Linked DNA regions of Homo sapiens: region 2 is linked to region 1. Evidence: chromatin loops called from intact Hi-C (ENCODE). Cell type or tissue: endothelial cell of umbilical vein. All regions are shown on one strand.

Evidence for each region. A loop is a pair of places that touch in the nucleus more often than their neighbours do. Peaks named below come from ENCODE experiments on the same cell type or tissue, not always from the same donor. Only the 100,000 strongest peaks of a DNase experiment are listed, where the experiment ranks them.
Region 2: a loop joins it to region 1, with 7 times the contacts of the local background. A loop is called at or near these places in 5 of 110 quality-filtered maps.

What each region holds. Positions count from the first base shown.
Region 1 is chr13:98,909,214-98,911,713 of GRCh38, forward strand. The region is part of intron 9 of DOCK9 (dedicator of cytokinesis 9); the gene reads right to left. Among named protein-coding and RNA genes, the nearest start is that of DOCK9, 68 kb to the right of the region's middle. In endothelial cell of umbilical vein, no CTCF peak of the experiment used is centred here; DNase peaks (open chromatin) are centred at 28 and 1,458; H3K27ac peaks cover 2,500 bases.
Region 2 is chr13:99,004,202-99,006,701 of GRCh38, forward strand. It overlaps a transcript of DOCK9 not described here. Among named protein-coding and RNA genes, the nearest start is that of DOCK9, 27 kb to the left of the region's middle. In endothelial cell of umbilical vein, no CTCF peak of the experiment used is centred here; DNase peaks (open chromatin) are centred at 530 and 940; H3K27ac peaks cover 1,530 bases.

The sequences.
Region 1 (2,500 bases):
CATCTAAACCAAGGGCGATTCCCCCACCCCACCCCATCCTGTAAACCCTACATTCAAGCACTAATGACACACCCTGACAAGGTTTTCTTCTTTGTCTTAAGAAGTAGTTATGGACCAAACATTCAAGAGTTTCCAGAAAGTCTGCTGTAGGCTTTAGGCATACTCTGTGTCTTAAATTTATTTGCGAGTAGATAAAACAATCTAGAGACAAAGATTATGGCCAACAGCATCTTATTCTGAGGATGAATTATCAGAAACAATGTGTTGAATGTTGGGTCATTTAAACAGATTGGGTTGGAATAGGAGGACTTTGCAAAATGTTTTGAGGCCAAAATATATAATCTTTAATTTAAAGAGTTATCATGATTTATTTCCACTACTTCCAAGACACCTAACTTCTCAGGACCATCAGTTCATCCTCTTCACAAAGGAGGCCCAGAAATGCAACACCAGCTGACCCCACAGACACAAGCCTAGCCAGCTCCTTTGTATAATAGTGCAATGATATTGTTTTCTGGATTGGAATCTAGGGAAGAAAGCACTTATTATAGACTTGGTTTAAAAATTAAGAAAAGGTGTCCGTGAAACTGCTGGGTCCTGACAAGTTCTGCTGAGCATGGCCCTTGATCCTCACTCCATCTCCATGAGACTATAAAGTCTGAGACATCATACTTTCCCCTGCATGCAACTGTGGAAGATTTACCTGGAACAATAAGTTCATTTGCTTAAAACAAAGTTAAAAGGTAAAAGGATGTGAGCAATTCCGGATTTAGAAGAAATTCTACTTCTCTTTCAGAACCACATGGGGAAACCAAAGTAAAAGTTGGATGCTATTCTTTGAGTACAAAAATAAAAGCTCACAAACAGAAAAGCTGTGGAAGAAAACATAAGGTGGGTTTTCTTCACACTATCTTTAAGGAGGTGACATATATGTTCTGATGTCACCTAAGATATAAATGTAACCAGAGAAATAAATTATTAAATAACTAGTAATGAAGTTTATAACCTGATTATGTTACTCCTTGACTTTCTAGGGAAGAAATCAATTAACTAACTTGAACTACGGTTTGTGTATCAAACTAAAATATTTATAAGACTGATGCTACACACTGTTACATTTACAATAAAAATTGTTTGGTTCCATAATAGACAATAGGAGGAAAAGAACCAGTTTTAGGGTAAATACAGTGTGTTCTCTAATAAGAAAACAATACAGATGTTCAGTACTAAATGTACAAACATAAGCTCCAAGATTATACAAAATATTCTGAAAACCTGGGTTTACATCACTCACACTGTAAGTAATGAGCCCTTCCATAATATTCCAGAATGAGACATCAGTTATTTTTGCACTGAAACAACTTCCTGTCGGTCATATCCTGTTTGGCTATGTCTTAGTCACAGTGGAAAACAAAAGCCGGGGCAACAGGATGAAGGAGGTTAGAGGAGCTGATTAGAAAAGGAACCTGCCATGAAATTACACCTTCAGCCACCTTCTGCCTGCCCTCATTGTTCTAGGCCCTTCTTTGTAATCTTACTGAACTGTGGCCCAGCCTCCCAGCCTGACCCTTTCTTGCACCTTCCTTCCCTGATACTGACCTCTTTACCTCTTCATACCCTGGGTAAACTCCTTGCACAGTTCTCTCTCCCCACCCCTCCCTCTGCATACTTCAGTCTCTGATTCTGTAACCATGGAATCCATCCTTCCTAATGGGATGACCAACAGTTATCAGGTCAACTTCTTTGCCTTCTCAACCGGTGCAAATAGTTCAGACACCCTGAAGGGGGATGATAAACAGCCAAAACTGCATTTTTGCTCAAGGCTGGGGATGGGGAACACAGGTCTCCCCTTACTGCCTGGGCTGCTCACACTGACACCAAGCTGGGCTTTAAAAGGCAAAGCCCACAGATACCCATGTGCTGAGTGAATAACTCATCTCCATTTTCTTCATTCTTTTCCCCTTCAAAAAATTACTTTCCACCTTTCTACCTTCCTAAATAAAAGTATTTGTAAAACACCTGAAAGCCAGGGGGAAAGAGTAAAAGCCTCTAACAAGGATTCATTTTTCAGGTTTTGACCATGACTCCTGGTAAGAAATGTTTCAAATTCCCAACACAAAGATAAATGTTTGAGGTGATGGCTATCCCAATTATCCTGATTTGATCATCACACATTGTATACAGATATCAAAGTATCACATGAACTCCCAAAATAGGTACATTATATACCAATGAAAGTAAATAAATATACATAATAGCACACTAAGAAAAACAAATATCTTTTATATCACTATGCAAGACACACATACACACTATATGTATAAATAGTACATTGCCCTTAATAATGACATTATTTTATGTAAAAAATTATGTAATTCACTTTAAAAAGTTTTTTTTCAGGTCGGGCGTAGTGGCTCATGCCTGTAATCTCAGCACTTTGGGAGGCTGAGGTGGGTGGATCTTTTGAGGTTAGGAGTTCAAGACCAGCCTCGCCAACATG
Region 2 (2,500 bases), 95 kb after region 1:
CTTATGGGCCCTCTGAGAGCAGAGATTATGACTCTTTCATATCATACCACCCTGTAATTGGCAAACATCCAATGGATGTCTGAGAACTGAAGAAAATATGGGAGGTTGGGGGAGAACAAGGAAAAGACCTCAGGATTCTCTTCCAGTTGTTCTTCAACAATAAAGAAAGCACAAGGAAATAATAAGTTACAAGACTGAGTCTTTGATAATGTTGTTACCTGTTTCTTAAGCCTAGAAAATATACAGGAAATACCAAACATCCATAAAACTATTTAGCATACAGGACTGCATCTGAGAATCCCATAAACAGTCTCACTCCACAGACTCTGCAAAGGCAGAACCTACTCAAGAAGCAGAGAAAACACCTATCATCGGCAATTGGCTCCAAGTGGTCCCTCTGCTTCTGTTCACAAGTCATTTCTACTTTGAGTCTCCTAGGATATGTGTTTTTCCTTGGCAGAGAAACAAATGCTGATTGAAACGTATCCTAGGATGAGGTCATTCATTGTTCATTGACATTTGAAAAATAGTAAAGTACACCTTTATTCAATATTCTAGTACTGCATTGACCAAAAAACTATAGACACACACACACACACACACACACACACACACACACAGTCACATGTACTTCACACACACATATTCATATCCAAACCTTCGTATACACTATAAAATCTAGTTAAGGAGGGAAATTAATTATCCTTAGAATTTGTATAATGTATAAAAGGAAAACCAGAATGTACTCTTCATCTATAAATGTACAGATATATTTCCTGCAGACATGAATAGACTTTGTTTGGAAACTCTGCTAGCACCTTTGCTTATATTTTGCTGGGACTTCTTTTGTTAGCAAAGACCGGATATACCAAAAAAAAAAAAAGAGTAGATTCAAATCAAGGTTACTTGAGGATGCAGCTGCCACGCTGGAATTTTTCTTTCATCAAAATGCCCCAGAGAGTCCACATAAAGACAAGCTTGATCTATTTTATGAACAGGCTATTTACTGAGGAAACAAACCTACAAATATAATTAACTGCTCACTTAAACCTTAACCCTTAGCTCCTGAATCTTAACCAATATGTCTCATAAGATCACTTAATTCAGCAACTTACGCAGTACAGTCTGTTTATTCTATCTTTAAATTATAGAATTTATGTCTCTCCCCAAATTTCTTGTTTTCATTTTTCCTGAATTGCAATTAAACTGACAGCTGTATAAGAACCTTGCTTTTGCAGGGCACAGAGAACACTAAAGAAAAAAATGGGGAGTAGGGGAAAAAGGAAAAGGCCTTAGGGTTTTCTTCCAATTGTTGCAAAGCCTAGTATATAAAAGAACATAAAATATAATAAAGGCAGTATCACAAACCACTGAGTAAGGAATGGATTATTCAACATGGGACTGGGAAAAATGGGTAGGAAATTGAATTAGGATCTTAACTAAACTATAAATCCAAATAAATTCTAAATCTACTAAAGCAGGGCACAGCAAACTTTTTGCAAAGGGCCAGCTAGTAAATATTTTAGGTCAGCTGATAATATTTATCAGGTGACTTTATCAGCTGACTTAAATAAGTGTCTGTCCTAATGACTCAACTCTAGCACCATTAAAGCAGGCCTGGACAATATAAAAAAACAAATGTGGCTATGTGGCAATAAAACTTTATTTACAAAAACAGACAGCAGGCCAGATTTGCCCCATAGACTTAGTCTGCTAACCCTGAGGGGAAAAGACAAATAGTAAATAAACAAACAAATTCCAAAAGAAAATACTGGTGAATATCTGATCTCAGATAGGCAAGAATTTCTAAGCATAAAGGTAATGGAAGAAACCACAGAGGAAAAGATGGTTATGTATACCATTTACATTCAAACCTCAGTTAGTAAAATAAGTACCATAAAGAAATTAAACAAAATCAAAAGGCAAATGACAAAACAGAGAAACACGTGATGAAGATAACGAAGGATTTAGAGTTTGAAAGGTGTTATCTTTTGTTTCTCAAACTGGCAAAAATGATGCTAGCCAGGATCATATATAAAAAAAGCACTAATAGTCCCTGCTGCTAGGAGTGTAACTTGGATCAGTCATCACACAATAAAACAATATGCCTTAATAGGCCTTTAAAAAATTCATTCTTCGCAAGTTCACTTTTATAAATCTAGCCTACAAAAATAACTATAGATCCACACAGATTTTTGGGTAAAGATGTCTTCTGTAATCTCGATTTATAACAACCTAAATACTGAACAACAGAGAAGTATTTAAATAAATTCCCGTACATATATTACAATGGAATACTATACATATGTTAAATCATGTTTTAGCAGAACTTTATGGGCATAAGAAAATGCTCATAATAAAATACAGTAAGTGAAAAATGCATCAGAAATTTTTATGGACAATTATCCCTTTTTTAATATTTGCAGAAGCAGAGAAAAATATCAGAAAACACATACCACAAATTAAGCAGTTTTGGTTTCTGGGCTGTGAGTTATGGGTA